Regions from separate parts of the Homo sapiens genome. Here region 2 is linked to region 1. A link is a contact called in ENCODE Hi-C or POLR2A ChIA-PET data. All regions are on one chromosome and are shown on one strand. The core of a region is the stretch at or near the end of the contact, and the rest is flanking DNA. Distances in the headings are between cores, read along the strand shown. Region 1 has its middle 110 kb from the start of ZNF462. Region 2 holds the start of RAD23B (RAD23 nucleotide excision repair protein B).

The links. Hi-C counts contacts between places; a loop is a spot of excess contacts on that map. ChIA-PET counts read pairs that join two places held with the same protein, here RNA polymerase II (POLR2A). Pooled maps may share reads with other maps.
Region 2: a loop to region 1 is called in a map of OCI-LY7, with 2.9 times the contacts of the local background. The contact joins the promoter of RAD23B here to the enhancer-like site in region 1. A Hi-C loop is called at or near these places in 1 of 168 maps with a recorded cell type or tissue (OCI-LY7) and 2 of 50 pooled maps. POLR2A ChIA-PET finds 5 or more read pairs at or near these places in 2 of 52 experiments (OCI-LY7 and WTC11).

Annotation. Positions count from the first base shown.
Region 1 is chr9:106,752,912-106,757,482 of GRCh38, forward strand. No RefSeq gene overlaps it. Among named protein-coding and RNA genes, the nearest start is that of ZNF462, 110 kb to the right of the region's middle. RefSeq lists an enhancer at 245-454. Within about 2 kb of position 2,925, at least 6 of the 41 ENCODE cell types and tissues checked have a DNase peak (open chromatin) inside an H3K27ac peak, as active enhancers do.
Region 2 is chr9:107,280,737-107,284,805 of GRCh38, forward strand. It overlaps RAD23B (RAD23 nucleotide excision repair protein B), which reads left to right and starts at 2,543. Exons shown (of 10, transcript NM_002874.5): 1 at 2,543-2,959. The coding sequence starts at 2,894. RefSeq lists an enhancer at 1,872-2,031 and a silencer at 2,522-3,081.

The DNA.
Region 1 (4,571 bases), core at 1,675-4,174:
AGAGTTAGGGTCCAGTAGGTCTGATCTGAGGCTGGGGCAGCTCCTTGATTACTCGTTCTTCTCCAAGCTTCTGCACCTCAAGTGCTCACCCAGATGGGGGGCCATAAGACCCTGCCTGGGCTTCTACAGAAGAAAGAGCCCTCTCCCATAGGCATTCAGGTCTCTGGATTTCTCAGAGTCTGTTTTTCCTGTTTGTGTTAATTTTCACAGCCAGTTATCCTATTTACATTTTTCTAAAGCTGTTCACAGGACTTGTTGTCAGTTATCCTATTTACATTGTTTTAAAGCTGTTCACAGGACTTGTCAGTTATCCTATTTACATTGTTCTAAAGCTGTTTACAGGACTTGTCCACAAGAATTCAACGTTCTTAAGTGGCTTTCGCTGACTTCCTCTTCCCCAAGCACAGCTGGGAATCCCCTTCCCTCAGACAGCAGCAAGCCTTCCTTCTCAGGTCACCAATGCAGGGCTCCATCTCTGCCTATTTCTAGTCACCTAACTCATAGTGAGCACCCACTGTGCGTCATTGAGCACTTCTGCAAGTCAAGGGTTTCATGCAGCCACTCCACCAGGTGGATGTGACTTCCCCATTTTAATGATGTGGAAAGTGAGGTTTGGTGAAGAAAATGTGCCTTATCAAAGGCTGAGCTTCTAGGATGTGGCCAAGCCAGGATTCAAACTGAGGTCTGTCTGAGTTCCGGTCTGCTGCATTCTCCTTCCTGTGACCAGAGTTAAGCTCTATTAAATGACAGACTGCACAAATATGAACTATCTGCAAAGCCTCCAAGCAGATCTGCCATCCTTTTCTACCCAAGGAAGACATAGTCCAGGTTTACTTTAGGCCAAGATACCAAAAGAGGAAACAGGCCATAACTCCCCTAACCAAGTGCACTCATGTTAGACATCAGATTCTTTCCAATGTTTCCTGATAAATGTGTAATTTACTGCTATCAGTTGGTATTGTATAGCAATTAAAATGAAGAAACCCTGTGAATCAGTTTGCCTGGCCTTGAATTCCCTTTATAATATAGTAGCCAAGTAACCTTGGCCAAATTACTGAGACTCTCTAAGCCTCAGCTTCCCATGTATAAATGGGGATGAGAATAATACTTACCTCATAGTGTTATGAGGAGCAAATAAGATGATGCATGGAAAGCACTTAAAACAGACTCTGGCATATGGTGTGAGCTCGATAAATCCCAGCTATTATTATTATCATAATATCTGTGCATAAATCTATCTGCAACTCTAATTGTTTTCTTAGGACAGATTCCAACAAGTAAAATCACTGTATCAAAGGGTGGCTCCTCATACATAGTGCTTAATTATCCTCCAGAAATTTTAGAGCGATTTATATACCCAATAGCAGAGCCTGCAGGAGTAAATGCAACATCCTTCATAGCAATAGACTCAAAAGATATATCAAATGCAGATGACTGTGATACTACAAAAGATGTTTGAATATCCTGCGGTTTTCATGTATATGGGTATAAACTTTCTCTTTTTAATGCCCTTTCAGTCATGGAAAGAACCAAGGCCCTGCTGGTCATCCCAAAGGCCTTTGATTTAAGAGAAAAGAGTTCAATTCCAGGTTCTTATGAGCTGTGAGATTTTAAGCTGGTTCATTCCTCTCTTGTTGCTCAAAAAAAAAAAGTTTTTTTTAAACAGGAATTATATATGGGCAGTATCTTCCTGTCATACTTGTTGTACCTACATATGCAGAGTAAATGTGACTATCCCTGGTGATAATAACTGTCAATATTTTTCTTTTTACATTTTTCTATTAATGCATTGCAATTGTGATTGTTCATATTATTATAGATATTTATTAATATAGCTATTCATATGCTCATGTCCAGTGTAGTTCAACTCCAACTCTACCAAAATCTTGCCATGTGACCAAGGGTTAGTGACTTCACCATTTTGGGTCTCTTTTTTTAATAACATTGAGGGGCTTGATCCAGATGATCTCCAGTGTCCATGTTTCTCTCATCTTGCCTTTCCATTTTTCAGGGTTTCTCAACTTCAACACTACTGACATGATCTGATTCAGATAATTCTGTTTTGTGCTGAAGGGAATGGGGTGGGGTGTGGCTGTCCTGAGCACTGCAGGAGTTTTAGCTGCATCCCTGGTCTCTACTACCCACAGGCGTCCGGCCCAAGTTGTGACAACTGAAAATACCTTCAGACATCACCAAATGTTCCCAGAGGGTCAAAATCATCCCCGGTTAATAATCTGCCATATGCTTAAGGGTGTCAGGCTTTGAGCGTTAAAGATTTGATTTAGAAGGGCTTTAATATATCTTCCAATCACAGAATTCCAAATGACCATGATGCCGTGACTGATTTGAACTTACACTCATGCACATGATACGTATTTGGGAGAAGCCCTTGTCATCTCCAGTGTCTCTTCCACCTCTTGATTTCCACAGGGATAGTCATCTACATCTTTGCTAGAGGTGACAGCTGAAATATCCAAACCATGGGCTTGGGGTCCATCTGACCTAGTCACCAGTCAGGTGCCTCTGGGGAAATTCTTTAGTTTTTCTAATCTTTTTTTCACTTGTGAAATCTGGATGACACCTCAGAGCCACTCGAGGATGACAAAATGTGACAAGCACAAGTGTACCTAGTACCAAGGATGAGGACGAATCCATTTGAGGGAAGCTGTTGCTTTCATTGTTTCCTATTGAATATGATTACCACTCCATTATTTCCCAGCCATAGCCTCGGGGTTTGGACCAAGTTTTCTTTTGACTTAGGTGTTTCCAGTCAGAGTCAAAGAGAAACTCCTAAGGAATGGAGAGGACAAATGGTCCCGTTAGCAGTCAGAGGAATGCTGTGGACTAAGAGAGTGACTTTGGTTCCAGCTGAAATGTCAGCAGAGCGCTGGGAGAAAAGAATCTGTTTAGCAGGTGTGTTTGGAATCTGGCAGAGAGAGCTGGGTCAGGTCCAGGACCACTGAGCTGTTCTGAATGCCTTCTATGTTGACTCTCTGGGACTGAGACTCAGGAGTTAAAGGAGAGAACGTCTAAGGTAAACACACAACAGCCAGACAGTGGCTAGAATTTTTCCTCAGGCTTTCTGTGTCTCTTGCAGAACACCAAGAGGCCGGCAACATGAGTGTGGCCTGAGTCTGACGCCTTCGCCCACCCTCTTCCAGATCACCTGATCCGAAAGAAGTTACGAAAATAGCTCAGAATCTGGGCCTGCCTGGAAGAGACATAAAGATTCATTTACATGGGAAGGTGACTGCTCTGAATATCCACAGACGACGAATCTATGCTAATGGTTCAGTCTCCCACAAATCTGGGATTTATATAACTGGTTCCTACCCTTGTTCCTTGCCAGCAGAAATGCTTGAATTATCTTAATTCCAGAATGTAAATTATTCCAATTCTGAGGCCATCATTTTAAAGCTGTCAAAGTCAATATTTTTAACAGCCTAGAAAAAAATTACAACTGGAAAATGTCTAAACAAGTTGTGCTTGAGGTCTTGAGACAACTTCTGGCAAATATCTGTGCTGAGGTGGATAAATACCCTCCACTAATTTCACAATGAAGGAAGAACATAAATTTCTCTCAACACCAATTCGTGTGCCAGAGTAAATATGTTCGTCCACGGGCATTGACCACTTTTAATCTGTTACCTTCCATTTATGGACTAACCATTTGTCTTTATTTATTAATTTTCTTTTTTTTGAGACAAAGTCTTGCTCTATCACCCAGGCTGAAGTGTAGTGGCGAGATCTCGGCTCACTACAACCTCCACCTCCCAAGTTCAAGCAATTCTCCTGCCTTACCCTCCCAAGTAGCTGAGATTACAGGCACCTGCCACGATGCCCAGCTACTTTTTGTATTTTTAGTAGAGATGGGGTTTCACGATGTTGGACAGGCTGGTCTCGAACTCCTAGCCTCAAGTGATCTGCCCTCCTCGGCCTCCCAAGGTCCTGGGATTACAGGCATGAGCCACCATGCCCAGCCCCATTTATCTTTTAATGTGAAGATTTTTAAAATATATTAATTCTTAAAATAATAATATTCAATACTTGGTCATGAAAAAATAGGAAAAAATCCTTCCCTCGCCTCCATTCTTTCTAAATTTTCATTTCATTTCTATTTTAATCCACTTCATCCATTATTCTCTGAGTGTTACTGTGTGCTGGACACAGATCTATGGATGCTGAGATCTGTAAGAACTTCCTCAAGGTGAGAGAGGAGGCTTTCAAAGGAACTACATCACACTTGATCAGGAAGGAAATGGCAGCTCCTTTTTTAATGTACATATCAGTTTCCATGCAGGTGAATCATCCTCTACCTTATTAACTCTTTCATACAGAAACCTGGGATTGAAGGAAATGAGAATGGAAGGAAAAGACTATACAAAGAAGAATCACATTTATGGTTTGCCTTTGGGGTAGAAGCCATTCTTTTGCACCTGGGGAACTGGCCAGGCTGTAAGAATATGGTGCCAACCAAGTGGCACCTCTGCCCACCATTGCTCTAGATGCCAGGCTAAATGGTCCTTGTGAAATACGGCTGGAAAAATCTCTGTTATGGGCCCATCTCCTAT
Region 2 (4,069 bases), core at 1,293-3,792, 530 kb after region 1:
GAAAGAGATGAGGTCAGAGAAACTGGCAGGAGTCAGATCATGTGGGCTCTCCAAGGCCACGTAAAGAGTTTGACTTTTATTCTAAAATGTAATGAGATACTAAGCATAGATACAACATGCTCTGATTTATGGGTTTAAAAGGCCACTCTGGCTGCTGGGGAGGCTGTTGGGGGTAAAGGGTGGAAGCGGAGAGACCAGGTGGGACGCAGGTGAAGGATAATGATGGATTAGCTTAGGGCTGTAGAAGTAGAAACGGTGAAAAAAGGCTGACTTGGGGATATACTTTGGAGAATAAGGTTGACAGGGCTTGATAATGAATTGCATGTGGTGGTTGGGAGTGGGTGAGTGAGGGAAGAGAGTTATCAGGGATGAAGACCAGATTTTTGGTCTGAGCACCTGGGTAGACTGTGAGGCCATAAACTAAGATGGGGGAAAACTGGGAGAGGGGCAGTTTGCAGGGGGGAAGGAGGTCCAGAGAGAAATCAATTGTTCTCTTTGGCCACATTAAGTTTCAGAGGCTTGTTACATATTCAGGTGAAGATATTGCTTAGGCAATTGGCTAACTCTATAGCTAAGGGGAAAGGTCCAGGCTGGAGGTATTTCAAAACAAGGGCCAAGATGAAACCACCTGGTGACTACGAGTAGATACAGGAAGACAGAGGGCAGAAGATTGCATATTTAATTACTATGAAGGGAGTTATGTGTTGTGAAAGGGGAAATATCAGGTTAGTGGAGGGAGAAGCTGGTCAAGGAAAGTTTCTTGAAAACATTAAACCCAAGCTCCTTGAAGCCACTGAAAACCAAGCAGTGACATTGTATTAGTGAGGATGCTGTCCCAGAGAAGTAATTTGTAATTGGTCATAGAGCTAGTGGCCTGACTAGAACTGTGTTTTATACTTGAACTAAATCAAATGTGCCACAGGCACAGTATAAAACAGAGGAGAATAGCTGGGAGCGATGGCTCACATATAATCCCAGCACTTTGGGACTCCGAAGCAGGAGGATTACTTGAGCCCAGGAGTTCAAGACCAGCCCTGGCAACATAGGGAGAACATATCTGTACAAAAAAATAAAATATCAGCTGGGAAGCAGTGGTGTGTGTCTGTGGTCCCAGCTACTCAAGAGGCTGAGGTGGAAGGATCTCTTGAGCTCAGGAGGTTGACGCTGCAGTGAGCCGTGTTTGTGCTACAGCGCTCCAGCGTGGATGACAGTCAGACGCTTTAAAAAAATAAGAATAATCTTTAAAACAAAAAACAGGGGAATAGTGGCACACCCTGGGACACAGACTCTGGAGTCATTCTGTCTGAGGTCACATTGTGGATTTGCCATTTACTACTGGCTGGGTTATTCCAGGTGCATTACTCAACATCTCTGTACTTCAGTTTTCTATCTGTAAACGGACTTTCTACTAATAGCTAACTGCTTACAGACTGTTTATCATGATTTTACATACAATATTCAACTTCCCCCTCCAATAATCAATGAGTGACATTATTATTCTCATTCTACTGCTGAGGATCCAGAAGCACATTCACCCATTCCACAAATATTTACCGTGCACCTGCAATGTGCCAGGCATGTTCATGGGTGAACACAGCAAAATCTTTGCCTCTGTGCAGCTTCAGTCTGGGGTTCACAGGAAAAGGAGAAAGATGATAAACAAGAGATACGTACATTACAGGGTAATTATAAAGGGATACCCGCTATACAAGAAAACAGAGCAGGATAACAGAGATAGGAAGTTGGGATTTTAAGTAAGGCAGCCAGAACAGACCTCACCAAGAAGGCAATATCTGAGCAAGGATGTTAAGGGAGCCGGGGGCAACCTAGAATCCACCAGTGGGGAGAGTAAGGCGACTCGGAGAAAGGCGAGGGGCTAATGCATCCGTTCTAATAACTCTGACTTTAACTCGGGGCTAGATGGGGAAACACTGGACAGTTCTACCCCGAGGTGTGACAGAACTTGACCTTCATTTTAAATCGGTCCATCTGTTTAGGCTAGTGAGAAAAAACAATATTTGAACTCGGGCAGTCCAGCTCAGGAGTCTGTGCTGTCGGGATTAAAGAATCAGTCGACACCCCCAGGGCTGAGCCCCGCAGCAAGCGCCCCGCGGGTGCTGGCCCCCAGACTGTGGTTACCGCCATCCTTTCACTTAAACTCCGCCCCGATTACTCCCCCGCTCCAGGGCTCCGCATCCACTCTGCCGGGTCTCCACGAAGCGCTTCCCGGGCTACACATTGCGTAACTTCGGCAGCCGGGCGGAGCCTGCACAGAGGCGGAGCCGCGGCAGCCGGAGAGAACGCCCCAGCAATAGTCGCTAGGAGGAAGCCCCAGGAGCCCTTGCCGCCCACGGAACGCGCCTGCGTAATCCGGGTCCAGGCCGCCGACATTCCAGGACCGCCTTCCGCCCCGCCCCCAATTCTGGGGCGGAGTCCTCGGCCGCGCCGGCGCAAAGCGTCGCCGCACCCCACGCCTGCGCGCTTCGCCCGCCCGGCCCCATCCCCCCAGGTTTTTCGCGTGGGGGAGGGGGCACGTCTCGGCGAGTCACGATGATGGCGGCCACCATCCTGTGGTGAGCTAGCGGATTCCCTGCTTGTCTCGCCGACCCCCTCGCGCCTTCTGCAGACTCCGTGGCTGGCGCTCGGCGCGTGAGGAAGCACGGCGGCCCGAGTTCGCGGGGAAGGCCGCAGTCGCGGAGGCAGCGGCGCGGTCCGGGGCACGGGCTGGGGGAGAGGCCGCTCCGCTGGGCGAATGTGACAAGCCCCCACCCCCACCGCCTTCCTCCCCAGAGCGCGAGGAGCGCGGGCGACCCCGGGGCCCCGCCAGGCCACAGACCCCGCCCAGCGGCCAGCACCCGGCGCAGGCCCGGCAGCCGAGCTGCGCGGCGGCACCATGCAGGTCACCCTGAAGACCCTCCAGCAGCAGACCTTCAAGATAGACATTGACCCCGAGGAGACGGTATGCGCGCGGGCCGGGGGCAGGGGCAGCCGCGTGCGGGCCGCGGGGAGCGCCAGGAGCTCGTGGGGCCGGGCGGCGCGCTCCAGCGGGGGAAGCCCCGGAGGGCGCGATGAGGGCCCTGGGTCCTGGTGCCGGCCCTGGCGGCGTACAGCGGAGCCGATCCTCCTGTCTTGGCCGTGGGCTTTGTGGCAGGAGAATGGGGAAGCAGTGGCCGGACGCCGAAGGCCTGGTGGCAGATGGCGTGGAGCGCACGCCCGCGGGCCTGGGCCTAGGAGCTCGTGCTAGCGGGGCCGGAGGGGGATGGGAAGGTCCAGGCCGTCTCAGCCGTAGAGCCTGGCTTTCTGGTATGGGTGCACAGGTGGGGGAGGGAGACGTAGGCGTCGCCACTACCCCTGTGTGGACCTGGTTAGCCGCTTAGTTCCCAGAGTTGGTAACCCGAGAAGATGAGCCTTAAGAAAAAAAAAAGTATCAGGTTCCGTTTGCCGCCGAGAGGTGAGTGGTGGTGAAAATGAATTTGCCCCTTTCCCCTCAGAATTGTTTACCCTTTTATTTGCAAATGAATCGTTCTGCTGCCTTCCTCCCGCCACCAAACCCACACCCTTGCGTAGATTGCACTTTGAGGCCTCTTTGGTGATGGTTTTAGCTGTTAGAGCTCTTCACAGCCATCCAGGCTCAAACTAAACTTCAGATTTAACGGGTTTTCTGTGTTAGAAATCTTGGAATTGTAGGAGTTGGAACGCTGCAGCCACCCTCCCCCGATGCCCCAAACAGTAGCAGTTCAAGGGGGAAAAAAGAAAAAAAAAACAAAAAACAACAACTTTGAATCCTTTCTGCAGTTAAAGCCTTAAACATTTCAGAAGTCCACATTATACATTTTTCTGTATTTGTGACTGCATAAAGAGACACTGTTGAGGTCAGTACAACTTTATGCCAAGAATCTAAAAACGCTGTGAGTGTAAATTTACTGCTTATGTTCGGAAATACACCGCCAAGATTGTCATAATACTAAGTTTAAACCAGCAGCTTTCTGCCCAACTCTATTTTTAAAAGTAGTTGATTCTATTTTGGGTGGAGATCAGGGGCTTTGGTGTTAAGTAGACCTGAGTTCCA